Regions from separate parts of the Homo sapiens genome. Here region 2 is linked to region 1. The links are chromatin loops, found by intact Hi-C in ENCODE. Cell type or tissue: gastrocnemius medialis. All regions are shown on one strand. Links, peaks and the distances in the headings refer to the core of each region. The heading gives the core; the rest is flanking DNA.

Region 1 (16,350 bases), core at 4,243-12,242:
ATCACCGACTCACCGTAGGTTCCTCTTCCAGCCCCCACCGCCAGGGACATGGAGCTCGTGCACTGACTCCTCTAAGTCTCAGATTACCCCCAGGCTTCCAGGGGGAGAAGAACTCACTTACTGAGTGGTCTTTCTTCTGGTTCATGCAGCAATTTGGATTATTCCCATCTCCTCCACAGCATCCACCATCCTAGAGAGATGATGAACATCTGCACAAGGGTATTTACAAAGAGTATTTGCAGAAGCTAAGGAATCTAGATTACTAATATCCAGAACACTCCAGCTCTGACGCCTGTCCCAGCATCAACAGCAGGGGCATCCTGCCTGCCTGTTGCCCAGAGTGGAGGCCTCCGCTACATTCCCTCTTGCTTGGCTAACGTAGATTAAACAACTCATGGATAAACAAATAGGAGCAACAAGGCCACTGAATTTCAGGAACTTTTCTCCATAAAAGCTAGGTCCTACTTTATCAAAACCTATCCCTTATGCCCATTTCTCTTCTTCAGTGCTGCTTCCTCAGGAAGCGTCTATGAGGGATATTCCCATTGGCTCTCTCAAGACTCAAGAGGCTTGACTTCCAGATCAGCAAGGTTCTAGGGGCGTGGCTGGTGTCTCCCAGGCTGGGCTCTCTGCAGGACCCTGCCAAAGGATGTCCAAGACGGGTGCTGAGCCCAGCACTGTGTCCAGCCAGTGTGCCCAATGGCCTCCCTACTGCTTATTAGGCACTTCTTCCCAGAAAGGTAAACACCCTTCACTCCTCACTGTGGGCCTGTTCTGGAGAAGTATGCAGGTCAGACCACCCAGCATCTCTGGGAAAAGACTTGCTCAGGACCTCTTAGGATACCAGTGGCAGAGCACACACAGAGTCTAGAATCACTACCACCCAGCACCGAGGCACTGCAGGGTGGCAGAGGGGCGCACTCAGCTGACTGATCTGCAGCTCAGGGCTTCAGAAGACAGAGTCCTGGAGTTGTGCTGAGATGAAAAAGTAGGGGAAACTCATAGGTTCTGCCTCAGGCACTTTTATCGGGTAGTCAATTCCTGAAAAAGCAGGCTGGGAGCAGTCCTTCTGCAAGTCAGCCACAGGAGACACCATGCCATGCTGGCATTTTCCAGAGTCTGTTTCACAACTCGTTGTCTTCTGCAAGAAAGCACTCATGGGATGCTGGAGGTGTGACCTTGGAGAAGTTGTAAGCAGGCAGGCAGTGGCATCAGGAGAGAAACACCCCACCCACCCCACCACCTGGACACGCTGCTCCGTGTGCAGACTCTTCCTGCATTCACAGCTCCAGCACTGGACACCAGACCTGCTCCGTCCATTCTGAGCCTCCCCCCAGCCAGCCACCTTGCACTTCCCCTCTATATTTAGAAAGAAAGAAAGGAAGAAAGAGAGGTTTCTTAGTGCCTTTTCTCACCTTTCTTCTTGGAGAAGGAGTGATGTAGGGAAATGCCCTGGCCTACCTGAAGTGAAAGTCCTGCATCCCACTCACCTGGCCCTCTGAGGAAGGACATATTTCACAGAAGCGCCTTTTCCAGACAAAGTGCCAGTGCATTATTACTTAGATCTATTTTCTTGATAATTCATTGGTGTGTTAATGACATAAATTACTGTGATGTACAGTAATGCATCACTGCCCTCAAGGTCTATTGAGGTTGGATAAGACTACATTTTCTCATCCCCACCCTCCTGAGATTCCTACTTTACTAAATAGGCTAAGGCTTCTGCACTGGTGCCTTTAAAAAAAAAAGTTTTTTTTTTAGAGTGGTTTAAGGTTCACAGAAAAAACTGAGTGGAAGATGTAGAGAATTCCCAAATACCCCTATCCCAACATACACGCACAACCTTTCTCACTTCAGTATCCTCAAAAGTGGCATATTTGTTACAACTGATGGACCCACATTGACACATCATTATCACCCAAAGTCCATTAATTTACATGAAGGTTCACTCTTGGTGTTGTACATTCCATTGGTTTTGACAAATGCATGATTACAGGTGTTGACCCTTATGATATCTTACAGAAAGAGTTATACTGCCCTAAAAAACCTCTGTACCCTGACTATTCATCCCTCTGTTTCCCCTAATCACTGGCAACCACTAGTCTTTTTACTGCCTCCATGGTTTTGTCTTTTCTAGAATTTCATAGAATAGATATCATACAATATGTAGCTTCTAAAGATTGATTTCTTTCACTTAGTAGTAGCAATTAAGGTTTGTCTATGTCTTTTCATAGCTTGATAGCTCCTTTCATTTTGGCACTGAATTAACATTCCATTATTTGGATGTTCTACAGTTTATTCACCTACTGAAGGACATCTTGGTTGCATCTAAGTTTTGGCAATTATGAGTAAGGTTGTTGTAAGCATGCCTGTGCAGGTTTTCATGTGGCAATAAGTTTTAAATTCCTTTGAGTCAGTTCCAAGGTGTGTGATCACTGAGGTGCATGATAAGACATGTTCAGTTTTGTAAGAAACTGCCAAATTGTCTTCCACAGTGGTTGTGCAGTTTGCATTCTCACCAGCAATGAATGAGAGTTCCTGTTGCCCCACATCCTCACCAGAATCTGATGTTGTCAGTGTTTTGGATTTGACCATTCTAATAGACCTGTGGTGGTATTTCACTGTTCTTTCAATTTGCAATTCCCTAATGGCATATGATGTCGAACTTATATGCTTACTGGCCATCCATATACCTTCTTTGGTGAGGTAGCTGTGCAGGTCTTTTACCCATTTTTTAATTTAGTTGTTCATTGTCTTATTGCTGAGTTTTATAAGTTCTTTGTATATTTGGATAAGTACTTTACAAGATGTGTCTTTTGCAAATATTTTTCTCCCAGTGTACCGCTTGTCTCCTCATTCATCGTTATTAAATTTTAATGAAGTCCAGCTTATAATTATTTCTTTTATGGATCATGCCTTTGGTGTTGCATCTAAAAAGTCATCATCATTCCAAGGTCATCTAGGTTTTCTCCTATGTCATCTTCTAGGAGTTTTATTGCTTTACACTTAGGTTTATGATTCATTTTGAGTTAATTTTGAGAAGTGTATAAGGTCTGTGTTTAGATTCATTTTTTTTTGTATGTGAATGTCCAACTGTTGCAGCACCATTTATTAAAAAGACAATCTTTGCTCCATCGTATCGCCTTTTCTTCTTTGTGAAACATCAGTTGACTGTATTTATGTTGGTCTATTTCTGGGCTCTCTATTCTGTTCCATTGATCTCTTTGTCCATTCTTTTGTCCATTCTTTTTGTAGTATGGACAGTGTCCATACTACACTGTCTTGATAACTGCAGCTTTGTAGTAAATCTTGAAATTGGGTAGTGTCAGTCCTCTGACTTTGTTCTCTATTCTCCTTCAATATTGAGTTGGCTATTCTGGATCTTGTTCTTCTCCATATAAACCTTAGGATCAATTTGTTGATAGCCACAAAATAATTTACTGGGATTTTGATTGGGATTGCATTGAGTCTACAGTTGGGAACAACTGACATCTTGACATATTCAGTCTCCTTATTCATGAAAAAGAAATATCTCTCCATTTGTTTAGTTCTTTGATTTTGTTCATCAGAGTTTTGTAGTTTTTCTCACATAAATCTTGTACACACTTTTTAGATTCATACCTAAGTATTACATTTGTTGGAGAGTATTAATGTAAAACGTAAATGATAATGTGTTTTGAATTTCAAGTTCCACTTATACATTGCTGTTACATATGAAAGTGATTAACTTTTGTATTGCCTCTGATTCTATCTTCTGGAAGAGATTGTGGAGAATTGACATAATTTCTTTTTTAAATGTTTGATAGGATTTACCAGTGAATCTATCTGGGCCTGGTGCTTTCTGTGTTAAAGGTTATTAATTAATGATTCAATTTCTTCAATAGTTATAGGCCTATTCAGATTATCTACTTTTTGTATGAGTTTTGGTAGCTTACATCTTTCAAGGAATTGTTTTATTTCATCTAGGTTATCAAGTATATGAGCATAGAGTTGTTCTTAATATTCCTTCATTATCCATTTAATGTACATGAGCTCTATAGTGAGATCTTTTTATTTTGATATTAGTAACTTGGATCTTCTCTTTTTTTTCTTAGTTAGCCTGGCCAGAGGCTTATTAATTTCATTGATCTTTTTAAGGACCCAAATTTCAGTTATGTTGATTTTCTCTATTGATTGTCTGTTTTCAATGAAATTGATTTTTGCTCCAAATTTTATTTTTCTTCAGCTTACTTTGAATTTAATTTGCCTTTTTTTTTCTAGTTTTCTAAAGTGGGAGCCCAGATTGCTGATTTTATTTGTATTTTATTTTTATTATTTATTTATTTATTTATTTATTTGAAATGGAGTCTCACTCTGTCACCCAGGCTGGAGTGCAATGGCGCAATCTTGGCTCACTGCAACCTCCACTTCCTGGGTTCAAGTGATTCTCCTGCTTCAGCCTCCTGAGTAGCTGGGATTACAGGTGTGTGCCACCATGCCTGGCTAATTTTTGTATTTTTAGTAGAAACAGGGTTTCACCATGTTGGTCAGGCTGGTCTTGAACTCCTGACCTCGTGATCCGCCCGCCTCATCCTCCCAAAGTGCTGGGATTACAGGCATGAGCCGTCGTGCCTGGTGGATTATTGATTTTTAATCTTCCTTTCTAATATATGCATTCAATACTATAAATTTCCCTCTAAGCATTGTTTTCACTGCATCTTGCAAATTTTGATAAGCTGTATTTTCAATTTCATTTAATTCAAAATATTTTAAAATTTCCCTTGAGATTTTCTTTTTGACCATGTGTTCTTTTGAATTGTGTTGTTTAATCTTCAAGCATTTGGGGGTTTTCCAGCTATCTTTCTGTTATCGATATCTAGTTTAATTTCATTTTGGTTTGAAAGCAGACATTGTATGATCTCTATTCATGCAATTTAAATTTGTAAATGTGTGTTTCATAGCACAGAATGTGGTCCATCTAGGTGAATGCTCCACGTGAGCTTGAGAAAAATGTCTTTTCTGCTGTTGTTGGCTAAAGTAGTCTATAAATGTCAATTATATCCAATTAATTGATGGTGCCGTTGAGTCCAACTATGTCCTTACTGATTTTTGGCCTGGTGCTGTCCATTTCTGATATAAGGGTGTTGAAGTCTTCACATATAATAATGGATTCATCTATTTGTCTCTGCAGTTCCACCAGATTTGCCTCATGTATTTTGAAGCTCTGTTGTTAGGTGCACACACATTAAGGACTGTTATATCTTCTTGGAGTATTGATTCCTTTATTATTTTTAATGCCCCTCTTTTTCTCTGATAACTGTTTGCTCTGTCCAAAATTAATATGCTACTTCCACTTTCTTTCGATTAGTATATCATGGTCCACCTTTCTTTATCTACTTAGTTTTAATCTATCTGTGTCTTTTCATTTAAAGTAGGTTTCTTGTAGACAACATATAGTTGGGTCTTGTTATTTTCATCTACTCTAACAATCTCTGTCTTTTAAATGGTGTATTTAGATCACTGACATTTAAGGTAATCATTGATATAGTTGGATTAGTATCTACCATATTTGTTATTGTTTTCTATTTGTCGTCCTTATTCTTTGTTTCTAGTTTTGTCTTTCACTCATTTTCTGACTTTTGTGGTTTGAACTGAGCATTATATATAATTTCATCTCCTTTCCTTTCATAAAGTATCAATTATACTTCCTTTTTTCTTTTTTTTTTTTTCTGGTAGTTGCCCTAGAGTTTGCAGTATACATTTTTAACTAATCCAAGTCCACTTTTAAATAACACTACACCGCTTTACAGGTAGTGATTGTATCTTATAATAACAAAATATTTCTAATTTTTCCCTCTTGTTTATTTTATCATTGTTGTCATTCATTTTACTTATACACAAGCACATATATATATACATATGCACACATAAACAAATGCATGGTTGCTATGATTGTCTTGAACAAATTGCTATCTGTTAGACCAATTAAGATTAAGAAAAATAAAAATTTTTATTTTACCTTTACTTGTTCATTCTCTCATGCTCTTCCTTTATGTAGATCTGAGTTTCTGGCCTACATCATTTTCCTTCTCTTTAAAGAACTTCTTTTAATATTTCTTACAAGATGGGTCTACTGGCAACAAATTATCTCAAGTTTTGTTTGAGAAAATATTTCTCACTCGCTTTTGAAGGATACTTACGGAGGTTACAGAATTTTAGGTGCTTTGGTTTTTTCTTTCAATACTTTAAGTATTTCTCTCCATGCCTCTTGCTTGCATGGTTTCTGGGAAAAGTCAGATATAATTTTATATTTGCTCTTCTATAGGTGAGGGGTGTTTTCCTTTGGCTTCTTTCAAGTCATTTTTCTTTACCTTTGATTTTTTGAAGTTTGAATATCACATGCCTTGGTATAGTTTTTGTTTGGTTTTGGGTTTTGGTACTTATCCTGGTTTGTGTTCTCTGAATTTCCTGACTCTGTGGTTTAAAATCTGACATTAATTTTGGGAAATTCTCAGTCATTTTTGTTTCAAATATTGCTTCTTTTCCTTTCTCTTTTTCTTCTTTTACTGCTGATATTCTCGTTACACATATGTTACATCTTTTGTAGTTATCACACAGTTCTTATTTGTTTCTGTTTGTTTTCATTCACTTCCTTTTCTCTGTTTTTTGGTTTTGAAAGTTTGCATTGTCATATCCTCAAGCTCAGAGATTCTTTTCTCAGCCATGTCCAGTCTACTAATGAGCCCACCGAAGGTAGTCTTCAATTTGTTATAAGCGTTTTCAATCTCTAGCATTTCTTTTTAATTCTTAGAATTTCCGTTCTCTGCTTACATTATCCATCTGTTTTTGTATGTTATCTATTTTTTCCATTAAATCTCTTAGCATACTAATCATAGCTTTATAAAATTCCTCATTTGTTAATTCCAATATTCCTGTCCTATTTGACTCTGGTTCTGCTGTTTGTTCAGTCTCTTCAAATTGTGTTTGCCTTTGACTATGCCTTATAATTTTTGGTTGAAAGGTGGACATGATGTACTGGCTGAAAAGACCTCATATAAATAGGCCTTTAGTTAATGTATTGGTAAGATATGAAGGAGAAGTATCCTATAGTCCTAGGATTAGTCTCAGTTTTTTGGTGAGCTTGTGCCGCTCACCTGTGAACTTCACAAGCGCTTCTCAGGGTTTTTTTTCTCCGTTTGGTGGGACAGGATGGCTGGAGGGGGCTGGGCTTGTGTATTTCCCTTCCCACAGGTGAAAGACTAAAGGTCCTGGGGTTGCGTATTTCCCCTCCCCAAGGTAGGCGAGGATCTAATATAACCTCAGAAGTTTAGGCTGCGGTAAAATAATTTCTTCTGAGGACAGGCCTTTTTAAGAAGAACAGAATGCTCTGGCATATTCCAAAATGGTTCATTTTTCCCACTCCCTACCAGAAACACAAGGAGATTTTTCTCCAACATTTACTGTGAGGACCTGGTGGAGATCCTGGAGGTAAAACTCACAAAGGTGTAGAGCACCCGCTCCATGACTGCATCCCCCTGGAGTTTATATCCATGTATAAACTCCAGCAATTCATCAGTTAGTCCTTACATCTTCCTATCCTGGCAAAGGTTCCTGCAGAGGTTTCTGCTCTGATATGCCGTGTCTGCCTGTCTGTCTCTCCAATTTTTTGGACAATGAGTTGTCCTGTGACCTCATTCCTCTGATGGATCTAAAAACAACTGTTGATTCTTCAGTTTGTTCAGCCTTTTTCTTCTTGTTTAGATGAAATAAAGACTCCTAAGCTGCTTACATGCCAGACCAGAAACTGGAAGTCTTGCTTGTACCTGTTTAATGGTTCCTCCATTTCTTTCCTTGTCACCAGATAGCTGTGGTCACTTCTCGCCGTGAGCAGTGTGCCCACCTCTAGTTGACCCTCCACACGCTTTCTAGTGTGTGCTGTGGACAGGAAAGCTAGTAACCGAGTTTGTTAGAGCTGTGTGTAAAATAAAAGTAAAAAGGCTCTGAAGAAACATCTCGGAGACCTCCGATGAGTAACATGCATTAGCTTCTGAGCACCTTTTGTGTGTCAGGCATTTTGGCTGCTCAGAGCTCTCAGTCTTGCTCTGCTCTGCACTGCAGGGTAGCTGAATTGAGGGAGGTAAGTTCTGCATGGTGAAATCAAGAGCGATTTCAACTTCCAGGAGGGAAGGCAACTGCTATACTCAAAAATCCTTCTCTTTTGAAAAATTAAGAGGACTGATTACATTATATCACTTTGAGCAGGTTCTTATGAAGTAAATAGAGGCAAGATTAACAATCTCTGGGTCTCAGGAAACAGTGAGTAACTTGGGAAGATTATATAGAGGCTACTGGAAGAAATATACCAGCTTCATAATTTATAGTTCCCATTTATTGAATAACAGAAATGTGCCAGGCATTGTTCTAAAAGCTTTTCAAGAAGTACTTAATTTTTATAAACACAGTAAGGTAGATATTCTAATGAAATCACCTAATAAAATCACCATTTTATTAGGTTGGTGCAAAAATAATTACAGTTTTTCCCATACTTTTAATGGCAAAACCACAGTTACTTTTGCACCAACCTAATAGAAACAAGGAGACTTGCCCAAGGTCGTGCATCAATTAAGTGCCTCAAATTGAACCCAGGTCTGCAGAATCTGAATTTGTGCTTTTAGGCATTTTCATTTAATTCCACACTTGTTAATTCTTCATCAGCAGCAGCATTAATCAGAGTGTGGTGTTTTCCATCCTTATAAGGTCCTGTCTCCTTGTTTACCCACCCCTTCTTGGATTATACGATTATACAGACACAGCACTCTTTTTCATGATGCTCCAACCCTAAAGGTGAGTGGAAAGCACAGGAGTCTGTAACTCCCCTGGACCCAGAATCAAACTGAAATGAGATGGTTTGATTTGGAGTCAGGATTAACGTGGCCCAATTGAGAAGTCAAGTAAAACCTGGGGGGAGATTAAGCCAAGAAAGGAGATGCCAGCTCTCTGCCTTCCTTGCCAGATGGCAGGTGTGTGTATGTGTTTATATAATCAATGCCCACACATCCGGCTGTGACTTCTCACTCAGAGTTATATGAACATTGCAGGGGTTCACAAACTGTCTGGAGATCTAATTACCAGTTTCATAAGCCCAACAGAGTGCCAGCCACAGAAAGCAGCCAGGAGAGGGAAGGAGGAGGGGTGCAAGTGCTGAGCAAGGCCACGTTGTTATTAAATGCTACATTCAGCACCTGTGCCATGGGCTGAGCCTGCCAGTCTCCAAGGGAAAGCTGCCAAGCCCAAAGGCACTGCCAAGCTCAAAGGCACTCTCAGGCGGTGAGCCTCTTCCAGGAAGCCGGTCTCCAGACCATCACTGGCAGAAAGTCCCATGCTATTCATAAGAACCCTTCCCTGAATAAGAATGGCAGACTCTACTCCCCATGCCAGATGTCCCCAGAGGGAAGACTCACTAACTGGTCATCTTATCATCATTGTTTGTAGACCAGAGGCCCTTGGTCTCCCTCCCCACAGTGATTTCTGAGTGTTGCCATTTTAGAAGCAGAGACACTGATGTTCTGGGGTCCCCACTTACCCTGGCAAAGGTCCGGAAGCCCTGGAGGATGGGTCTGTAGCCTGTGCAGCGGCACAGATTTCCTGTGGGCCAAGGAAAAAACTGCAATGTCAGTGCAGGGCCCTGGGATGGGTGAGGAGTTTGTGACTTTGCTTGCAACTAAGTTGGGTGCTCTCTTTACCAGGCTGCATATTCTGTTACCTCTGTCTGGAAGGCCTCTTGGCCTTCTCATATCCTGACTTCAGAAAAGTTATCATGATTTCAGGAAGTCTTTCCTAGAATGGAAGCCTTCCTAGAATGCCCAGACTGAGTCAGGTACCTCTCCTAAGTGCTCCCACAGTGGCTGATCACAGCTTCATCAGTTAGCCTATCAGACTACATTACAAACTCTCCTCTTCAGAGTATGAACTTTTTGAGAGTAGAGGGTGTGTCTTTTATCCCTGTGGCATAGGATGTGACTAAAATAACTGAATAAATGATGGAAATGGTGAATAGATGGGGAGGCTTCTCTATTCAATTCAGAGAAGCAGACACATTGGTGGTCTTGGCCCTGCAGAATCCTGTTCTGGTGAAAACTGAGAGGGAAGGAAATCATATCACTAGCCCCCGTGGAGTTTTCTAAATGACGTCTTCCTGCACCAGCCATGCACTGCCAACCCCACTCCAATACTGGTGGAAGGCAGACAGACACCTCAGAAATATGGACACAAAGGCAGGAGACCCCAGGAGGTCTCCACACCAACCAGGAGTTCTCCCAAGTAAGAGAGGGTTGGCTTTCTAGCAGATCTTAGTCACCACCTTGTTGGGGGGCCTGAGCCCTTCCTCCAAAGGGTAGTCCCTCATGCTTCTCACCCTGGCACTTGCCCTGACCTCTGCAGGGCCTCGTTTGCCATTCCACCTCCTAGGCTGTGCCTGAAGGCCCATACCTTGGAAGGCATTCTCAATCTCCTCCATGGTGGGCTCGGGCTGATTCCGGAGCAGTGTGTACATACTCATGACGATGCCAGGGGTGCAGAACCCGCACTGGGAGCCGTGGCTTTTGGCAATTCTCTCCTAAAAGATACAGATGACATAGACACCTGGGATGGCAGAACCCTCCCAGGCTCCCCAAAGGACTCGACTGGAGCCAGCACATGTTGAGAGATAGTGGGGGTAGTAATCACTGCACAGAGTCAAGCCCCAGTGCCACCATTTACCAACTGTGACCTTGGCCAGTTTCCAAGCCCTCTGAGTCTAGGTTCTTCATCTGTATGATGAGGACCATCCTTGTAGTTACCTCTAGAGCTGCGATGAGGATTAACTGAGATATTCATGTAAAACCCTTAACACTGTACCTGCATATAGCAGGCAGTCAGCCAGTGTTAGCTATGACTAGGAAGGTCCCTTCAAAGAACAGTGACTATCATAACCAGAAGGCAGCTTCTGAATGGATTGGGTGTGGCATATGACAGAAACAGTCAAAGGTGATGTCTAGATTTTTGTCTTGAGCAATTGGGTGGATGGCTTTGCCATTGACTCAGATGGGAGAAGACTGGGGAAGGAAGCCATTAGGAAAAGAGTAGGGTTTTCTTAAGTTTGAGATTAGACATCCGTATTGAGATGTCAAATAGGCAATTGGAAATGTAACTTCTGAGGGGAGGTCAAAGCTGAAGTTGTAAATGAGAGTATAGGGATGAAGAAGGGGAGGGGCCCAGGTCAGGGCTCAGGGCACTGCAGCAATTAGAGACTGAGCAGAGGAGGAGCAAGTGTGGGGAGAGAAGGAAAAGCCAGAACCACAGTGTCACAGAAACCAAGAGAAAACAAATAAATGGACAAGAAGTGGAATCTGGCTCTGAAGCCTATTTGTAGCCAAAATAAGTTGATTAGGAATAAGAACCTGTACCATTGGATAGGGAGGATTTTAGGTTGATTATACAGATACAACCTAATTTGGTTTGGCTGTGTCCTCACCCCAATCTCATCTTGAATTGTAGCCCCCATAATTCCCATGTGTTGCGAGAGGGACCCTGTGGGAGATAACTGAATCATGGGGGTGGTTCCCCCATCCTGTTCTCATGGTAGTGAATAAATCTGACGAAATCTGAAGGGTTTCTGTTTTCACTTAGCTCTCATTTCTCTTGTCTGCCACCATGTAAGATGTGCTTTTCACCTTCTGCCATGATTGTGAGGCCTCCCCAGCCATGTGGAACTGAATCCATTAAACTTCTCTTTCTTTGTAAATTACCCAGTCTTGGTTATGTCTTTATCAGCAGTGTGAGAATAGACTAATACTTGACTCCTATGTTTAAACTGTTTATTCTTTCTTTCATCTGTTTGTTTCAAAGAAAATAACAAGCCTTAATTAACCCTCTCACGTCTCCTTCAGGTTGGACAAGTTTAGTAATTTCCCCTCTTCCTGCCTAAGAAACAAATCTATAGATGGGAAGCAATCCCACCCCGACCTGGCTGGCCTCACATGACTGGCCCAAGATGCCACTCCAAGGAATAGTACCAGCCTCTCCGCAGGAGGCTCCAGCTCCATCGCCTGAATGACATGTCTCCTCAAATAATCAAGGGAGGATTAAGACCTGGGCCAAGCTCTGGTAACTTCTTTTTTTTTTTTTTTTTTTTGAGATGGAGTCTCACTCTGTCGCCCAGGCTGGAGTCCAGTGGCACGATCTCGGCTCACTGCAAGCTCCATCTCCCAGGTTCACGCCATTCTCCTGCCTCAGCCTCCTGAGTATCTGGGACTACAGGCGCCCGCCACTCCGCCTGGCTAATTTTTTGGTATTTTTAGTAGAGATGGGGTTTCACCATGTTAGCCAGGATAGTCTCGATCTCCCAAAGACCCCAAGTTTCCTCAAACAAAATGCTTTGGGGACAATGGCCGTTCCTTCCAACAGGGCTCTACTCCCCTTTCTTTCCACTCAGCCTAACAGCATCCTGATTGTCTCCCCAAACCAGTCTAAGATTATTACTGCCCATTTGCCCCAGAAATGTTTCGGATTTCAATGCATTTTCAGGTGGTCTGATACCATCAAGGAGAAAGCCTTGCTCAGGCACTAAATCTCTGTCATCTTATTTAGCACTTGCTAACCTCCAGTCTAATGAAAGAGGAGGCCTAGCAGTTTACATTTGTACTATCTGCGGGTGGGAGGTAAGGGGTGCAGAATTACCATTGCAGGGAGTAAGTGGGCTTATAAACAAGGGGCACAGATAATTAAAATTCAAATCTGGGAAGGCTGGGAGTTTCCTAAACACACTCCAGAACAAAGTGAGGAAGCTCTTCTGCATCCCTTCCTCCAAGTTCTGGACTGGTCTAGCCACCAGATTCAGTTGGCCTCTTGGGTCCCTTCAGATCATGCAATGTTATAACCAACCAGCTCACAGGAAGGAGCTTCAGGCTTGGGTGTTTCTTCTTTTCACCTCACGGTACCCAGAGGAGATGGGGAGGTGGCCAGGGTGAAATGCCTTCTTAGATTAAGCAGTGAAACTCTTCCCAACAACCCAAAGCAAGTCTGCAACTTTGGCATGAGCCTCCCTGCAGAGGAAAGAGCCTGATCTCAAGAGCACAGCTCCCTTTCCTCTGTTTACCTGCACAGGATGCAGCCTCGTCTTGGTGCTTCCTATTCCTTCCACAGTTGTCACTGCAACATGGTGCAAGGAGCAGATGGGGGCCAGGCAGGCATTGGCAGAAAAGTGGCTAGAACCCCAGATTAAGGTCATTCCATTTATTGTCCACTCAGATCATCAGAATGGGCCTGACTGTGAGCTCTGGAGGACTTTGTGAGGCTTTATGTTACGTCTCTCCGCTCCCATTTATGTTCTTGTCTCTTCTACCAGTGTCCTCACCTCTCCACTGAAGACTCTGGGAAAGGAACAAAGGAAGCTCTCCTTATAGGTAAAGCTGAGCCCCTCCAGAGTACTGTGGGATCAGGCATCAGAGCATCCTCAGCCTCTGAGCAGGAGCAACGGAGCCAGGGTCACTTTCAGTCACCTCTTACTCAGCCTGACCCAGGAGGCTGAGTCAAGAGGAAATTTCTCTGGCAGGCTGCAGCCTTAAAGCATGCTCCTGCCTGCAGGGCTGTTCCTTAGCTTCCAATCACTTTGCTTCCCTGCATTTCCTCGCCTCTATTGCTTTCATTTCTCTGTGGGGAAAGGGGGAGGAAACCCCCAGGCAACATGAGACAGCAAGCCCTTAGCTAGAACTTCCTTGCATTCTTCTGTTATTCATCACTCATTCACTTACATTCAGCATCAGTTATTGAGTGCCAGACATAAGTCAGGCACTCTGCTGAGGGCTGGGAAAATAAAGATGAATAAGATGAAAGCTCTGCCCTTCAACAGACTGCAGTCAACTGAGAAAACCAAAGTCCATATGAAGGTGCAATTTAAATCTTGTTAAAGTAAATTAAAAAGGAGACCAGGCCTGAAGACTCAGCAGAGGAAACCAGTTAGGCCTCACAAGTGACCTAAACTGTGCTTGATTTGCAGCAGAGTCTTAACTTGAGCTACTTCTTACGAATATCTTTATATTAAAAAAAAGCCTTACGATCAACCAATCAGAAGTAGTCAACAAACTTATAACTATAGTACTAGGGACTTTCCAGTGGGATAGACCAAGTAAGGCAATTGTATAATTGTAACCAATCAAATAATTTCTTTGCTTTTTGCCTGTGTCCATCCTACAAAAACCTCCTGCTTGCATTTCCCTGGTGGAGCTCCTGAACTGCTTCTAATGTGGAGCTGCTTGAGCTCATGAACTGTTGTTTTCTCAAATAAACTGTAAAAATTGTATCATGCCTGAGTTTACATTGGGAATGCTGTGCACAGGGCACTATGGGACCAGCACAGTCAAGGGGCACCTAACCCAGTCTTGAGAGATCCAGGATGGCTTCCTGGAGGGGGTGATATTTTTGCCCAGTTGTAAAGAGCTAGTAAGAGTTAGTCAGATAGAGAAATCCTAGGAGAACTTCCCAGCTTAAACAAAGACCAAGCAATTAGTGGGCCTGTGTCATTGGTATTTCACAATTATCTCTGCTTGAATGGAGTGCTGGGCCCATGGTGAGAAAGAAAACTGGAGAAGAAACCTGGGGCATACTGTGCAGGGCCTTGCCCGCTAAGCAAAGAGATTTTGTCCTGGGGGCAATGAAGAGCTATTGAAGGGCTTTATGGAATGTGATATAAATGTGGATTTTAGAAAAGTCATTTTATCAGCAGTTCGGAGCCTGGTCAATATTATAAGCCTAGAAGATACTTGCTAAGAGATCATTCTACAGTTTTCCTGTGCACAGATTCTCCATAAAAACAGGGGCTCACACATGCGCACATGCACATACACACATACACTCATGCACTCCCTCACAAGCTGGTCCTGCATCGCAGCCCCCATGTGGGTGGTCAGCCAGCAGGCAAAGGATACACGATCTTGTTCTGCAGACGATCATACTTGGAGAGCATCACTGTGCAAGCCCCGCAGCCCCCCTCTCCACAGCCGAGCTTGGTTCCACTCAGCCCCACTGGGTGGTCAAGAGTTAAGGAGAATGAACTCAGGGAGAGGAGTCTGCTGGGTTGCTAGGAAATGCCTGGGCAGAGCTGTGGGCAGAGCCATTCATTCCCACACGTGCTCAGGCCCCTCAACCAAGGAAGGCAGCAGGCCCACTGGCCTCCTTATTCAGAGGGGCTGCACTGCACCCTAGGGAGGCAGGGAACACGGCCATCTCCACTGCACAGAAGAGCAAAGGCATCAGAACCCCATGGACAGCACCCAAGTAGCATCTCTTGGGACATGAGTTCTAGGACTGGTCAGTCCTAGAGCCTTCTCTTGGGTTGAGGTCTTCTATGTGTGAGCAGGTAAATCATACACCTGAGCATACGGGGCAGTTCTCACATCACTCCCAGCTGGGCACACCATGAAGCCACTTGGGCCAGAATGAGACATTGATCTGTTCTGGGACCTCTGAGTCCTTGCTTTTCACTCTGAACTTTTTGGGCTGATAAGTCCCCAAGAATCAAAATTAGGGCTAGACCAGAGGCTTTTGAATATTTGGTCCAAAAGATATGTGAATGGAAATTAAAATAGAGTGGTTTTTTTAGGTCTGGGTCCAATATTGGGCCTCACTCTTACATATACTTGCAGAAAGACCATCTGCTACTTTGAGTTTTAAAAGTGCCTAACTGGTAAGCTATTCTAGAGAACAGCTATTGTGGAGGTCACTTTCCCTGAGTCACATGGCTGCTTCTCCCTCAGACCTGCAGGCCTCTAAGCCACCCACTACCTACTGAAGATGGAGGGAACTGAGGATATAATCGCCTGGTCACTTCTCTCATTTTCAAGACAAAATTTAAAAACAATGATATAACATCTTATTTTTGAAAAGCACTTTCACCTAGATACCTGTTTGACCTCCAGAATGATTTGGTTAGCAGGTAGGAAAGAAACTTCCTCACAGATTTAAAAAAAACAACAAACTGAGACCCAAGAGGTAACGTGGGCCACACAAGATGACACAGGAACACGTTACCCTGCCGGTGTGGCCCCATCACAGCCATCGGACTCCAGACTGGGTGAGCTCCCTTCATCACGCTCCTTCCTCCCCAGCACACCTGGGAAGGTTTTCTGTGTCCTAGTCAGGATATATGCAGCTCTCAGCAGGTCAAACAACTTTGGGGGCACCTGAAGACGAATGGTGGCACCTGAAGATGAATGGTGGCAGTACAAAGTCTAGCAAGGTCTTCTTCCAGCCTGGAGACCTTTCTGGAAGCTAGTGTAAAAGTCAAGGCTGGAGTTTTCTCCCCCATCTGGAACTCCCATAAATTGACTCTCAGCA
Region 2 (16,350 bases), core at 1,238-9,237, 160 kb before region 1:
GCTTGGCTAAACGCCTGTAACTCTGAGAATGAGTCATCCATTCCCTTCAATTACAGAATCCTTGGGCTGGAGGGAGGCTCAAGAAGTCAATTTGTTCACCCTGCATTCAGAGAAGTCCACCAGAGGCCCTTCTTATCTTTAGAGAACAGGCTTCACTCCAGTCCTCAATCTTCCCAACTTCAAGGCCAGCCATTTTCTTGGCCCCTTTTATAGCCATTCCAAATTGTTGAGAATGCTGTGGCCCTCTGTCTTAAGACTCAGGCTCCCACAGCTTGAGAATGGAGTTTGGTGGCCCCCCAAAGTCAAGTGTGCTCATCTCCTGCAGAGGGTTTGGAAAGCAGGGGTACCCTTATTCCTATTCCTTGGCTGTTTGAGCATCCACAGCATGTGAAATGCTGTGCTTTGTTTGGTGAGGAGTGCAGAAAAGTTAACAGTCTAGTTACTAATTTTCTAGGTACTAATTTTCTCTAACATCCACCTTGTAACGCCAGCCTTCTGGAAGTAGCACCATGCTAATAGGTCATGTCTAAACACAACACCACATTGAGTTTGTCCTTGTGGAGTGCACAGCCTAGGGCTCAGCAGCTTTAAGAGGCCAAGTGATTTCTGAAGGAGTTTGGGAGGTGATGGGCCTGTTGGCTCTTGTATGTTTTATATTGATAGAACTGCAAGAGGCCTTAGAGATTAAACTAATCCATTGCTTCTTAACTTTCTATCTTTAGAAAAATGTACGTACATCCCAAATTTGCATATAATGTTGGGGGTCCAAGGGCCTTCTTTGGACTTTAGGGTGGGAACCCCTGATCTAAGCCATGCTTCTTGTTTTATTAAGCACCCATTGCTGCCAAAGGCACTTCAGAGCTGCCTGGGTTGCCTGCAGAGTTTCCTTTGTGAGCCCTGGCCTCCACTTGGCCCATTCATGCCTCAGGGGAAGTTCAGGCCATTTGCAGATGGCCCTTGCCCTCTCAGCCTTCCCTGGCTCTCTACACATATGGTATTTATAACCTTTCATACATTATCTGTAGCTTCTCCTTCCTGGTGTACAATCATTGACAAGACAACATCCATGCCTTAGCATCTCTGGGGCCTTGCCCAGGGTCTCGGCTATAGGAGGTTCCCAGTAGACATTTTGCAGAATGGGAGGGAAGATGGGGAGAGGTGAGGATCCCCAAGCAGCAGACAGGTTTGAGCGCCTTTTGTCTGAGACACTCTCCCGGCTTTGCCTAAGTCATCACTGGCTGTTAACTGGGTCTAAGAAAGTGGCAGAGTCAAATTGCCACAGATGATTCCTCATCTGAGGGAGACAGTAAGACCGGGAGAGGCAGATCGCTCTTCTTTCTTATCCTCCATGTGCAGTAGTTCCCTCTCCCCACTCATGTCAGCAACTGAATTTAGCTCATGCGTCAAAAGCTGTCTCCCCTTGAGGGAGTGTCAGCCAGCGCTGTAGGAGGGGTCATACCACAGGGAACCCTCCAGAACCAAATCATGTACTTTTCTTCTTTCTCATAAAATCCAGTAAACAGTTGTTTTTAATTGGAAAATATAGAAAAGAATAAATTTAAAGAAGAAAAAAAGTCACCCATAATCCCATGACTTAGGAGAAGCTATTTTAATTTACATATAAAATATATTTATATATAAAGCATATAATTTATATATAAATATATTTCCAGTATTTGTAGCTATTTTATAGCACAGTTGAGATCATGCTATACATATAATTTTGTATGCTGGCTTGTTTATTTTTGTTTTTGTTTTTGAGATGGAGTCTCACTGTGTCACCCAGGCTGGAGTACAATGGCACAATCTCGGCTCAGTGCAACCTCCGCCTCCTGTGTTCAAGCAGTTCTCCTGCCTCAGCCTCCCAAGTAGCTGGGGTTACGGGCACCCGCCAACACGCCTGGCCAATTTTTGTATTTTAAGTAGAGATGGGGTTTTGCCATGTTAGGCAGACTGGTCTTGAACTCCTGACCTCAGGGGATCCACCCACCTCAGCCTCCCAAAGTGCTGGGGATTACAGACGTGAACCACTGCGTCTGGCCAGTTTTTCTTACTTATAGCATGAACATTTCCTATGTTATAAGCGTTATTTGTCAGCATTATTTTTAACAACTGCATACTATTTCACTATTTGTATATACAATTATTCATTCAACTAATGAATAGCATTGTTTTTAACAGCTGCATACTATTCCATTGTGTGTATATACGATTCTTCACTTAATCTACTTCTCTTGGATGTTTTAGGCTATTTCTAATTTTTTGTTATTGTAGAATAATTCTGAATATCTCTGTGTATAATATTTTTTCCTATATTGTGTGTGTGTGTTTTTTTTGTTTGTTTTTGTTTTTGTTTTTTTGAGATTCCCAGAAGTGGAATTGCTAGGCCAAAGGTTGGGCAGGGTTTTGTTTAAAATATTTTTTAACTTTAAAATTTTTGTACTAAGAGTCATATTTTGCAGTTGTTTTCCGAGAGGGTGAGTTGACACTGCATCCCTTCCCCATTGCGAGTAAGGCTGCTCTGGGGTGGATAAGTGCGTCCATGCCTAGGTCTCAGAAGGCCTCCTCCTCTCCCTTCTCCCATCCCTGCTTCTTGCCTTGATTCTTGTCTCCATGCCAGGCCTGAACCTGTGAGGGGCCTTTTCCTCAGAAACAAAGATTTGCCTCTTTATTCCCCCAGTTCTTGGCGTTTTGCCCCTGAGGGTCCATCCACTTTCAGTAATATGTGCTTGCCACAGCGTCTATTTCTTGTCTGAGGAAGAACACACAGAAAAGGACATTCTTTTAATAACTAGTTAATGTGCTGTGATCTCTGCCTGAAATAACTTCCCCGGCCTAAGGCCCGGCAACACAGAGTAATAAAATGAACAGTAAATTGGCTTGGCGGCTGCCCTCTCCAACACAGGCTGCCTCTTTGGAGTACAGTAGCTCTGTGTCCCTCTGGCCCTGGCAGCCTTTCCTCCTGCCTCTGCTATTCTTCTCCCTTTGCTATTTCTCTGCCCGGCATGCAGCCTTGAATCCCTCCTTCCTTGGACCATCTGGCCCCTGGTCACTCCTTCTCGCTGCCTACTTCTGTGGCCCCTTATTCTGCAGGTAGTGGAGGTGAGTAGCTGGCTGCTCCAGGGGCTGAGGAAGGCCTGAGTACTTCCATGGGCCATGAGGGAGGCCTCCCTGGACCTTGGCAGAGCTGAGAGAGAGGCTCTAGTGGATTGGCTGTGGGGCCTGGGGCTGCAGAGCTAAGCTGCCCCGGGCTCCTTGGGGAGGCTGGGCTGGTCTGGAGGGTTGCACGGACCTTCTATCGTGTGACTTGGACTCTTGAGGCATGAGCACTTGGTAGGGCTGCTGGGATGGGAGTCCATCGTGAGGGCTACTGAGCTGGCCCTTTCAGCTTCTCCCACTTCAGGAGACTCTGCAACCTCCCACCCCAAAGGTGCCTTCGCATTTGCTGTGGCCGCACCAGCTCTCATCACCACCCTGACATCCCCACCCCAGGCATTACAGCGCCACTGCGCCGGGAAAGATGGTTCTCCAGAAAGCCAAAGGGATAGAGTGAGAGGGCCACCACCCCAGTAGACCCACTCACTGCAAAGTCCATCCTGGCAGGCATAGCCCCTGCACCACCTTCAGCCCTGTCCACCCACCAAGGCCAGGGGATGTCCTTTGTCTGATAGGGTTCTGATCTGCTGGGTCTCTAAAGGGGCCTGGGTGAAAATCCACCTGCTTCTTACAAGGCCTAAGTGTTACACAAGGAAGCAGAAGGCCTTAGGCCAGAGGAACTGTGTCCGCGTGCCTCGGCCTGGCTTAGGGGCTGCCTTGAAAGTCAGGTGCCTGGCAGTCATCAGGCAAAACATTTACTGGGAGGAGAAAGACCTTTGGGGAAAGGTCTCCCTCCCATTCCCATTGACAGTGGGACGAAGGCCATGGAACACAGTCCAAGTCAGCAGAATCCAGCTCCACCACTTCCTGCCCAGGGACCTGGTTAGGAAGGTCTGACAGAGGTCAGGCCACCTCCCCTTTCTGACCCGCAGTTTCCTTATCCATAAGATGCGAATAGTAATAACCGCCTCACAGCATTACTGACCGGATTCGGGGTGGGGAGGGGGAGGCAGAACCAGTTTAGCACCAGCTGTGCTCCAGGCACCGCGCATGGGGCTTTATCATTTCCTCTCCTCTCTCGAGCTGACTCTAACAGGAGACTTAGAGGCAGGCTCTCAGGAAGGTGCGGGAAGGCCCTTCTCCAGCACGAAGGGGAGGGCTGGAGAAGGGGCACGTCGCTGAGCTCTGGGGACGGTGCCGGGTAGTGCCCTGGGCGGGCTGGCCTGTCGCAAGGAGGCTGGACTGTCTGGCCACCAGATTCTCCTTCGTGCTGGAATCCCTTCATCACATGGCTGAGGGTGCTTTCGACAGGGCCAATTATAGCTGCTCCAGGGAACACGGAGCTGACTCATGCCTCAACTTGGCCGTGGAGAGTCTCCCATCCACTTTCTCGCTTGTGTCTGTGGGATGCGTTACAGACTCCCTCAAACCCCATGAGGCCGACAGGGCAAGTATTATCATCCTGGACTCAGTCTGTCCTGTCTCCCCTCATTCTTGTGCATCCCCGTCTCTGCTGTTCCCACCCTGGCCTGAATTAACTTTTCTTTTTTCACACTGCTGTGGGAATGTTTTCTCCTGGCAACAGAGGCAATCTGTATCGCTTCCCATAAAGAATCAGTGCATGAGATTCCTCAATAGATTTTTCCTTTCTGGACACAGTGGTGGCTTTGTTACAGGGGCACCTGCTGCTGTAAGCCATACCCAAATGTCCCTGAGAATTTACCCCACCCGACTGTGCTGCCTGGACTTGCTGGTGGCCTCATTAGACTCAGTGTTTCCCCAGACCCATGTGTGGTCAGCAAGTTTTGGGTCATGTGGGTTTAGCAGGACAAACTCTAGGCCCTTGCCTGACCACCTCGGGCTGCAGCCCTGTAACTTCCCCGGAAGCCACCCTGCTAGGCTGGGAAGCCTTCACTCATCTGCTGAGAACACCACGTCCCTCTCAGGGGTAGAATTTGAGACGCCTGTGTGAGAAGGATCCTTCATTGCTGCTGTTTGGCCCTGTTCATTCTGGGCATTTTTGAGGCTGCCTCAGAATGGTTCTTTTCAGCCCTCTCTATTTCAGCTGTCCCTGGAGCCTTTGATGATCCCTACTTCCCGCAATCCACTGTTGCTGCTCCCTTGCAGAGCCCTGCTTAGGGCTTCTCATCCACACACTCACTAGGTCAGGTGCCTGGGCAGGCAAAGATAGATGGGGTTTCCCAATCAGGGTGGAATCTTTCTCGTGAAGGGTAATCTTGGCCGACTGTTTGTAAATCCAAAAGTGTCCTTTTAGAGCCCATGGAGCCAGGGACCTGCTCTGATCATATGATAGCAGCAGCTTTGGGATGCCACACCCCAGTCACTGAGGCCAAGCAGGGAACCCCACAGCTGATATTTACAGAGATGAGTACACTCCTGCGTTTGTGGGCCTCAAAGCCTCACCTCTCCTCCAAGGCCTGGCCCTGCCTGCCTCCTGCCAAACCATATTTCTTTGTGGCCTTCTTGTCCCATTCATCGTTCTAAAAGGGAGCTCAACCCTTTTGGCCTGTCCCTAAAGATGGCTGCATTTCCTGGTCAAGGCAGGAAAGGTGAGTGTAGTGGTTAGGAGCGTGAACTCAAATCCAAGGGCCAGGTTCAAATCCTAACCCTGTTACTGTTTACTGAGTGCATCACCTGGGGCACCTTTATCTCCTCCTCCTTCAAATGGAATGATAATCTAGGTAATTTAAGGTACTGGTTAAATGCTTAACTTCTGCAATGAATTTAATCCCCAGAACTCCCTGTGAGATAGGTTTTCTTATTAGGTCCATTTGATGAGGAAGAGCATAGTGCTGATATCATAGTATGTGGGAAGGTGAAACGAGATAATCCATGGAAAATTTAGAACAACGTCCGGCACATCGCAGGTACTCAGTCAGTCTGAACGATTACCCGCCATGTTATGGAGTGAGGTACTGAGGTTCCCTGAGTTAAGTACCCCCTGAAGAGCATAGCCCTCAATGTTAGAGAAAGCAGGTTGGCTGGCCCCAGGCCACTGAGATTCACAGCTTCTCCCAGGAGGCCCTGAAGGAGAAGGTATTCTGAGAAGGCAGGAAGTGCTAGCCAAGGGTGCAGCTGTTAGGATTCACTCTCATCACAACCTCGGTGCCAGCTTTCAAAGTGATCCTCTGACCAGGGGAAATCCTGCCCTCTCACTCTGATTATTGAACTGGGATCTGGAGAGATGAGGGGCTTCCCAAGACAACCTGAAACCCATCTGTGCCCTGTGTGGCGGGTGGCCTTTGGACAGGAGGGCTCCAACTCTCAGCAGATCAGCAGCTTCCTCCAGGGCTGGCTGCCGAGGCTCCTCCTTGGGGACGGAGCCCACAGCAACCTGACTTTAACTACCATGGAACTGCAGAGTAAATTCACAGCTCAGAACGCTGCTCAAAGGCACAAATGGGATGTTGATGAGTGGGAGGAAGCCCTGGCAAGCCTCCCTGGCCACCACCCCTCTGTGCAGACCAGGCCTGCTGCTGCAGTCCACCTGTGCACATTACAACATCCTTCATGGTTACAAAGCATGCACACGTTGTGGGGAGGGGTGTGTGTGTGGGTGTTGGGTACAGAAGGAAGGCATTGACAGATAGAAGGTAACTTTTTGACACCTGTTTAGGTAGTGCAGGTAAAACACCAAACACATTTAAAAACATAGCACAATTATAATCTTTATCTGGGAATCCCACCATATACTATTACATTCGTAATGAAATTGCCTAATACCCAAGGGCACAAGGGAGGACTCATTTGCTGAACATACCTATTTTGCCAGGTACTATACAAGGCATTTTGAATGTAGTCTCTTCTTTGAAAGTTGGAATTAAATGGATAATGACAAGAAAGATAGAATGAAAGGTGTGCAGGTTGCTTCTATGCTAAAAAATAAGATCAGGTGGCTGGGTATGGTGGCTCATGCCTGTAATCCCAGCACTTTGGGATAGGCCGAGGCAGGTGGATCACCTGAGGTCGGGAGTTCGAGACCAGCCTGGCCAACATGGTGAAACCCCGTATCTACTAAAAATACAAAAAATTAGCCGGGCGTGGTGGCGGCTGCCTGTAATCCCAGCTACTCGGGAGGCTGAGGCAGAAGCATCACTTGAACCTGGGAGGCGGAGGTTGCAGTGAGCTGAGATCATGCCATTGCACTCTAGCCTGGGCAACAAGAGTGAAACTCCGTCTCAAATAATAAATAAATAAATAAATAAATAAAATCAGGTCAGGCACAATGCCTCACACCTGTAATCCCAGCACTTTGAGAGGCCAAGGCAGGCGGATCACCTGACGTCAGCAGCTCAAGACCAGATTGGCCAATATGGGGAAGCCCCGTCTTTACAAAAATACAAAAAAATTAGCCAGGCATGGTGGCAGGCACCTGTAATTCCAGCTACTTCAGAGGCTGAGGCAGGAGTCTCACTTGAACCTGGGAGGTGGAGGTTGTGGTGAGCTAAGAACACGCCACTACACTCCAGCCTGGGCGACGGAATGACACTCCATGTCAGCAAGATAAATAAATAAGATCATAAATGTGTAGATCTGCATGAACACTTAATAACATAGTACTTGTGTGCATGGGACATTTCTGGAAGAATACAGGATACAAAATACAGATACTAGAGGGTAGGATAGGATGGAGATTCATTTTTCTTTCTTTCTTTCTTTCTTTCTTTCTTTCTTTCTTTCTTTTTTTTTTTTTGAGACAGAGTTTCGTTCTTGTTGCCCAGGCTGTAGTGCAATGGTGTGATCTTGGCTCACTGCGACCTCTGCCTCCCGGGTTCAAATGATTCTCCTGCCTCAGCCTCCCTAGTAGCTGGGATTACAGGCACCTGCCACCATGCCCAGCTAATTTTTGTATTTTTAGTAGAGACAGGTTTCACCATGTTGGCCAGGCTGGTCTTGAACTCCTGACCTTGTGATCTGCCCACCTTGGCCTCCCAAAGTGCTGGGATTATAGGCGTGAGCCACCGCGCCTGGCCAGAGATTCATTTTTCATAGTGTACCTTTTATATTGTTTGTATTTTGTATCATATATGAGCTATTTTTATATTAAAGAACTAACCGGTTAAATAAAGACCTATGAAAACCCAGCAGAGTCTACGGAAGGTTTAGTTCTAACCATGCCTTTGTGTGGGTACTTCAGCAGGTTACCTTCAGTTATGGAGTCTGTAATACTCTGTGTAAGAATCATTTCAATCCATGCTTTGTTTTTGAGCCCAAACCTTGCTCCTTCTACCCCCGCCCACCAGCCCCCAACCAATTGAGAAAGGGAAAAAGATAAGGACCAAAAAACAGAATATTTTAAGTTCAGCTGAAATTCCACCTCCTCTACAAAGTTCTTTGGACTTGTTATCCAGCAGGCATTTCTCCCGGCCATGAGATCTTGCTGCGGTGGCCCTGCCCTCCCCTCTGACTCGCATGTTGTCTGCCTTATAGTAGACATGCCGTGTTGATCTTTGCGCAGAACGCCTGCATTAGGACTGTGCTTCTTCCTGCTAGGTACCTGCTGGAACAGGACTTCCCAGGCATGAGGATTGGGCCTGAGCCCACCACAGACTCCTTCATTGCGGTGATGCAGGGAGACATGGAGGGGATCATCCCTGGGAACGCCCTGGTGGTGGATCCCAAGAAACCCTTCAGGAAACTCAACGCCTTTGGCAACGCCTTCTTGAACAGGTGAGTGTGGAGGGAACACAACACTTTCAGGTGCTCTCTTTTCTTCTTGGGGTATGGGGAGTGAAAGAACAGTAGGCAGGGTCTTGGGATGCTTGGTGCCTAGAGTCTCCTGTCAATCTTTCCATACCTAGATTGTCCCTTGCTTGCTGAGAGTGTAACTGAGTCAGTTGTGAGATGCAGCAGCTGCAAATGCTGGGTTGATTCCTCCTTATCAGGGAGCAGGGAAGGATACAACAATGACTCAGGTCACATTCCCCTACCCTGCACCTACCCCTAGTAAAAGTGGAGGAGGATGCTCCATATAGTTCCCAGTATTTGCCTAAATATTCAGTGGCTGGGATTTGCATCCAACTGGAAGGAGGCAGACGAAGGTTCTTTTCTATTCACGGATATTGTTTCTACCTGGTGGGAAGAACCCTGGAATTAAGAGGGAAGCCTTGGGTTTGAGCACTAACTCTTCTACTAAATTGAATGACCTTGCACAGGTCACCTCTCTTCCCCCGGGACAAGTTCAGCCTTGCAGATACCAAGATCATCATGATGATGTGAATGGAGAAAGCTCTAGGAATGCTTGGCAAACTAATCTGGGCCTTCACATTAATTATTCTGTTTAACCAGAATGCAGGCTGATCCCCTGCTCACACTTATTACACTGATAAATCCAGTTTCACATGTGCATGGTAAATACTTTGAAAATAATTTTAAAACTACTTTTTCTAATTGGAGGTTTTTAGAGTAGAGGTAATGAATATGGGCTTTGCCTTCAGATAGACCTGGGTTCAAATCCTGCCTAATACTGTGGCTCTTGAACAAGTTACAAAACTTACTTGTTTCTAATTTTTCCCATCTGTAAATAGGATAATAGGAGTTAAAGGAGAAATAAGTGGGATAGTGAACAGAAAACACTTCGTGCCTGGCACATAGTAACCAACAGGTTAGTTAGTGATAGTGTTACTATGTCTTATTTCATTTGATTACTTAATTGTTTAGTGAATGGAATAGGCATCTGCTGTGGCCATTTTTCATTGTAGAAGTTGAGGCTCATTGCCCAAAGGATTCTCGATGTCTCTTATCCCAAATATATATATATATATATATATATATTTTTTTTTTTTTTTTTTTTTTGATGAGATGGAGTTTCACTCTTGTTGCCCAAGCTGGAGTGCAATGGCGCGATCTCAGCTCATCGCAAACTCTGCCTCCCAGGTTCAAGCAATTCTCCTGCCTCAGCCTCCCGAGTAGCTGGGATTACAGGCATGTGCCACCACGCCCGACTAATTTTGTGTTTTTTTTTTTTTTTTTTTTTTTTTAGTAGAGACAGGGTTTCTCCATGTTTGTCAGGCTGGTCTCGAACTCCCAACCTCAGGTGATTGACCTGCCTCAGCCTCCCAAAGTGCTGGGATTACAGGCGTGAGCCACCGTGCCTGGCCCCAAATAATATTTTTTATAAACCTATGAACTTGTCTCTGACCTTTCTTGTAGTGGCATGGAGTCAATAACAGTCTAAGACAGGGACAGGGAGACCACGACATGAATGAAATGTGGAACTGTGAGTGGCCAAGGTGTGCGCCCAGAGTAGGGAGCAGAGGAAGGGTCACGCTGAGAAATCTTGGGAACTTGGCCTGGCAGAGAGAGAGGCCCAGGCATGGGGCTTGGTTTATGTTGGGAATGAAGCTGAGGTCCCTTTAGGAAGAATGAGGAGGTCGTGGTGGTAAGGTGCAGTGGGGCAGGTGTCCTGGAGTCCAGGGGTGTCTCTTATACCTGGAACTGAGTAAGGAGGTCCTGGATGCCCAAAATGCTAAAATGCATAAATGGAGGGGGTGGGATGAGCATGATTCAGGAGAATGAGTCGCTGGAGCTGAAGAGAAGCAGGGATATCTGAGCAAGGGGGTAGGCAAGGAATTTGATTTTGGACACATTGAGTTTGCAGTGTTAGTGAGTCAGCTGAGGAGCATCGTCCTATCTGAAGGCAGAGAGGAGGAGCTGGACCCCAGGGGAGAGGAGGGAAAAGCCAGGGGGAGACAAGAGGAAACTGGGCTCATCACAAGAGAAGAGTACAGGTTTAGTGGTTAATGCCATTTTGGGATAATTGTGCTTATAATGATATAGTGTATTGTATTATATGTAATAGCATATAGCCTATTATGATAACAGAATTTAAGTGATTGCCATCATATGCTGGGTGCATTCCTGAGAGCTGAGCGCCCTTATGTCATTAATCAAACCCAGCAAGTCTCATTAACTCCATTGTTAAATGTATTGAAACCAGGTGGTGTGGGTGAGGTTGGGTGGGGGTGGTTTACTTTGAGTAAAGACACCTCTTTGAATATTATTATCTTCATCTAGAAAGTGATAAAATGTAAATAATCCATTCCTGCAAATGTTGTGTGTTGTGTGAAGAAGATCTGAGAGAGAAAGGAAAAAATATATAAATCTTTACAGTGGTTACCTTTTTTTTTTTTTTGAGACGAGGTCTTGCTCTGTCGCCCAGGCTGAAGTGCAGTGGCATGATCTCAGCTCACTTTAGCCTCCATCTCCTGGGTTCAGGCAATTTTCCCGCCTCAGCCTCCTGAATAGCTGGGGTTACAGGCATGCGCCACCACGCCTGGCTAATTTTTGTATTTTTAGTAGAGACAGGGTTTCACCATGTTGGCCAGGCTGGTCACAAACTCCTGGCCTCAAGTGATCCGCCCACCTTGGCCTCCCAAAGTGCTGGGTTTACAGGTGTGAGCCTGTAACCGGCCTACAGTGGTTCCATTTAGGAAGTGGAATTGAGCAGGGCAGAAGGATAGAGAAGAGGAACACCTTCCTATTTCATTTTATGCCTTGCTGGACCATGTTTTGGTTTTTTGTTTTGTTTTGTTTTTTGTTTGTTTGTTTTTTACCATGTGCATATATTTTACAAAAAAAAAAATTATAAAGAAAATATATAGGAAGGTGTTGTGAAACAAATAACATGCACATAAAAGGTGATACTATTAAGGGGTCAGGAATCTCTCTCTAAATCTGTGATTTCAATGAATAAAATGAAGGTGACTGAGGCAAGATCCTGCATTTCCAGAGTGACTTGGTGTCTGGCCTGGAGAGCAGACATTGACAAGGAAAGAAATGTGGCCACAGGAGGGGCTGTGTCTCCTGCCTCCTTCCCAGGTATCTTACTAAGGGATAGAATTCGTGTTTTATTTCAACAGACACCAGGCCCCTAGCGGCCTTGGGCTCTATTCTGTGGGGGAATATAAGGCTGATCCAGTCCAGTGGGCACAGGCTTGGAAAGAGCCAGTGATAACCCAGGCAAGAGGAAGAGCAGGCCTGACGAGGCCTTTGTGGGAAAGTTGGCATTTGACCCTGACATTAAATGATGAGTGAAGTGGCACCAACAGTGTAAAAAAAAGAGGACATTCCCAGCAGAAAATACTGAAGAGAGAAAGAGGAGAAAATATGCATCACCAGAGAAGAATGATGAAAGAATGTGGCTTACTGCAGGCACCTATGAAATCGTGAGGTTCTGAGATTTTCTCCAGGAGCACGCAGCCGCTGAAGTAGTGGATGTTTAGGTTGGCTGGGAGTCTGCCAGGCATGTCCATTGAAACGACAACAGGGAATGATGTTGCATCCCTCTTGCATGTGCCACCAGCTTCACTGCAGTCCACACAAGGTGCTGCACCTTAGATTTGTCCGCACAAGGTGCTGCACCTTAGATTTCCAGGTTCCTGTCTCTATGCTGCTGAGTGGTCCTATTTCACACCCCTTGTCTGCTCCCCTTCCCTCGCTTCTCTTAAATAACACTTGACTGCTTTCCTAATAGAGATATTTGGCCTTTAAATGCCCAAATAAATGTTCCTGGGTGGTTCCCATTCTTCGAGGCCAGCTCCAGTGCCTCCTCCTCCAGGAAGCCCTCCCTCTGCCTCCAGGAAGCCATCTCTCTGCCTTGAATCTTCCAAACACTACATCTGACTTCTCTCAGGGTGCTGGTCCCATTGCACTGTGTATTCTGCTTGTCCATGTACAGGCCTCCTGGCCTCCTGTCCTGCACCAGGCTGTGCTCCTTGGAGACAGGGATCGAGGTTTGGATATCTTAGTGTCCCCAACAGCAGGAGTTGGCAAGCATGAACCATGGCTGCCTCACAATCATCCAGGGAGCTTCCTCAAGGCATAGAGCCTGAGTGAGACCCACTTCTGGGGCTGGGGCTGGGATTCTGGCCTGGCTCCTGGGAGTCTCCATTTTAAGCCAGCCAGGCTTGTGATCCTCTGGCCATAGCACCCAGCCTGTTATCTTGCACAGAGTAGGGCCTCAGTTACTGTTGAATGATACCCCATTTACAAATGAGGACATAAACAGAGAAGCACAGCCACTTGGCCCACAAGGATCAAATCAGAAGGAGGCTCCCCAGACCCTGACTCTGCAGTGATGGTTTGGGACAGACCCTTGAAGTCCCTCCTGCCCCGCTAGTCCCTAGGGGCTCATTTGAAGAGGAGCCAGGGGGTCTTCTCATTGGCTATCTAAAGAAGCTAAGGTTCCTAGAGAGGGCCAAGCTAAGTGGAGTAACTCAAGGCAAGGAGGTAGCTGACCAAGGACAAACTAAGGACTTGGGGCCATAAGAATTAAACCCAGGCTTTGATCACACATGAAGACCCAATGTCGCTATGGAGTAGCCCTGCTTGCTGGTCACACAGCATTTTACCAAACACACCCGGGTGCAGGGCGCTCTTAACACTGGATGTGGGGAGAGGCAAGAGGACTGGGGTTCAGCCCCGGGTCAGCTGTCAGCCACACCCTGAACTGGGCAAGTCCATGGTGAACTAAACCCTTCAGGATGCACCTGCAGCTCACCTGAGAGAGACAAGACAGGTGGTTGGAGTCATGCGGCTAGGTCATGAAAGGTGGGCGAGTACTCACCCAGGTTACCTCTGCCCATGCAGGTTCGTGTGTGCCCAGCTACCTAACCCTGTGCTGGAGAGCATCAGCGTCATCGACACACCAGGGATCCTCTCTGGGGAGAAGCAGAGGATCAGCCGGGGTAAGCAACCTGCCTGAGGGGTGTTGGCTGTGGGCTCCATGGTTCTGGCACGTTCAGTCTCTTACATACCAGAAGAGAAGCACCCAGGGCCATGCTGTCCCTTGGTGAGCCGGCACTTCTCCTGTGCTGTGTGGGATCATTTTACCTGGGGCAGTCCTAGGCCGGGGTTGGCAGGGGTCGGGAGAGGGGAATTCAGGTCCACCGTAGCTCAGGAGATAGCTGGCCTCAGTCTTCTCATCTGTAAAATGAAGACATCAATATCAGTCTTACCTCGTTGGGTTTATTCATGCTACAAGGGGCACCTTCCATGGCCCTGATCCTGGCTTGCTTCTTAAGTTCCTGGGGAGCTTGCAGCTCTGCAGGGCAGCCAAATGCATACAGAGAAATTCAGCTCAATGGTATCAGTGCCCTGGGTCATAAGAGGAGGGAACCAGGTAGTGAAAGCACTTCAAAAACTGTTCACTACAGATAAATACAGGATAATTGCTCATTAAAGGAGGTTGCCTGGTATGGTGGTTAGAAGACAGAACTCTGGAGTCAGGCTGGCAGGGTTCTAAGCCTGCCTCTGCCACTTCATAGCACAGTGACCCTCAGCAGGTTTCTTTATTTCAGTTACTTTGTCTGAAAAATGGTGTGGGGCGGTGGGGGCGGGTGGGGTGGGAATAGTATTATCCATCTTACAGAGTTGTTTGAAGATTAAAAGAAATGCTTAAGATAAAAAGCCTTTTCTGGTTGGCACATAGCAAGTACCTAGTAACCATGAGGGATTATAGATGATCATCATCATCATCGTTGTTTTCTTTTTTTTTTTTTTTTTGAGACAGAGTCTCAGTCTGTTGCCAGGCTGGAGTGCAGTGGCACGATCTCAGCTCACCGCAACCTCTGCCTCCCGGGTTCAAGCGATTCTCCTGCCTCAGCCTCCCAAGTAGCTGGGATTACAGGCGTGCACCACCACACCCAGCTAATTTTTTGTATTTTTAGTAGAGACGGAGTTTTACCATGTTGGCCAGAATGGTCTCGATCTCCTGACCTCGTAATCCACCTACCTTGGCCTCCCAAAGTGTTGGGGATTACAGGCGGGAACCACCGCACCCAGCCTGTTTTCTTTTTTCTAACTCTAAAATGCTAGGCAGATGCTATCAAAAGCTAAAAACAACTGCTCTGGGCCCCCACCCCCAGCCTGTCCTGGCACAGTTTGCTGAGTGTCCTGTATAGCCCACTACCCTCTCTGTGCCATGTGTTGTATCTCTGGCAAGAAAATCAGATGACGCCATGCCCACCCCAATATTGGAGCTAGTTGCCAGGGCTGGAGCCACATCAGCACTCAGAAGTCAGCCTATGGGTAAGGAAGGGCTTTGAACTGCTGGGGTTCTCTGGGAAGCAGCTAGAACTCTTGCCTGAATGGACCTAGGTAGGTGACTGTCTGCATGTGCCTTCACCCTCTGTGCTCTGTGGCTCTGGCTGGGACACAGATCTGCCCTGCCCATGTCTGTGCCACAATAGTGGGGCCCAGAAACCTTTGCTCTTTCTGCAAGAGCATGGCCTGCCCAGGCCAGCACTGCTCACCCCAGACCCCTCAGAGGAGAGGTCACAGCCTCATGGTGTGACAGGCCAGTGCTCCTGCAGTTGTGTATTGACGAGGCCCAAGTGGTGCAGGCCCTTGGCCCAGGTGCAGGCCACTAGTGCCAGACCTGGGCTTCTGTCCAGTGCTCCTGTGAGCTGCCTTGGTGTCCTCTCTGCAGAAAGCAGCTCTCTTCTGATGAGGGCAGGTGTGTGGTGCAGGGCCAGGCTCGGCTCTTTGAGGCTACACTATGCCTGTGTGTGAGCTGCCATGGCTGGGAGTGGAAAGGGAAGACAGTGAGAGAGGCCCTCCAGGTCAGCAGCCTGCTCAAGGGCCAGGTTAACCCGAGTCAGCCCTCCAGGGAAGACACAGCCTGGAGTCCTCATCCTGTAGCAGGTGGGAGGGAGTGGGGAGGCTGAACATCCTGAGAGGAAAGCCCTGCCCTTCCTCCTTACCACCTCTTGCTTTGCTTAGGAGGTGAGACCTGGGAAGAAGAGGGGAAATGAAGCAACTGAGTCAGGAGGGACTTGGGAAACTGTGTTAGCAGTTCCTGTAATTGGTGGCCTGTGAATTCTGGGACATCACAGTGTCACCTGGGAAGGGGGTCTTGGAAGACTTGATCTCCTGGCTCCCTATCTCTGGGCTGTATGGTGGAGGTGATAGGGAGCTGGAACCCCTGGCCTGGGAAAATAGGGATGTCTGAGCCTCCCTCCTTCCAGCCAGCACGCACGCTGTAAGCACCTGGCTCCCTGTTAAGGGCCCTGTGGAGGGACAGCACGGGTGGTTTTTCTGTCTTGCTTTGGTTTGTTTGCCGGAGCACCCCCTTTCTCCTAACCCACCTATTCCCAACCCCAAGTGGTTCATCTGGGGTTTACCCTGCGTTTAAGCCTGAAGGGGATTTGCTGTTTCACTCAGGCAGCTCAGGACTCCTCCAGGAAGGCTGGGGAAAGCCACCCCTTCCCAGTGTGAACTCCCTGGGGGACG

Evidence for each region. A loop is a pair of places that touch in the nucleus more often than their neighbours do. Peaks named below come from ENCODE experiments on the same cell type or tissue, not always from the same donor. Only the 100,000 strongest peaks of a DNase experiment are listed, where the experiment ranks them.
Region 2: it touches region 1 in a loop (3-fold over the local background); 2 of 110 quality-filtered maps call a loop at or near these places.

What each region holds. Positions count from the first base shown.
Region 1 is chr2:31,388,106-31,404,455 of GRCh38, forward strand. It overlaps XDH (xanthine dehydrogenase), which reads right to left. Exons shown (of 36, transcript NM_000379.4): 3 at 14,943-15,039; 4 at 13,115-13,223; 5 at 10,468-10,594; 6 at 9,563-9,624; 7 at 122-190. Among named protein-coding and RNA genes, the nearest start is that of XDH, 18 kb to the right of the region's middle. RefSeq lists a silencer at 12,210-12,410. In gastrocnemius medialis, for the core only: no CTCF peak of the experiment used is centred there; a DNase peak (open chromatin) is centred at 9,206; H3K27ac peaks cover 1,461 bases.
Region 2 is chr2:31,235,664-31,252,013 of GRCh38, forward strand. EHD3 (EH domain containing 3) reads left to right here. Exons shown (of 6, transcript NM_014600.3): 2 at 8,611-8,787; 3 at 13,708-13,805. It overlaps LOC124905983 (a long non-coding RNA gene), which reads right to left. Exons shown (of 4, transcript XR_007086270.1): 3 at 13,685-14,043; 4 at 8,787-9,189. Among named protein-coding and RNA genes, the nearest start is that of EHD3, 9.7 kb to the left of the region's middle. In gastrocnemius medialis, for the core only: no CTCF peak of the experiment used is centred there; DNase peaks (open chromatin) are centred at 4,408, 4,943, 5,338 and 6,223; H3K27ac peaks cover 4,721 bases.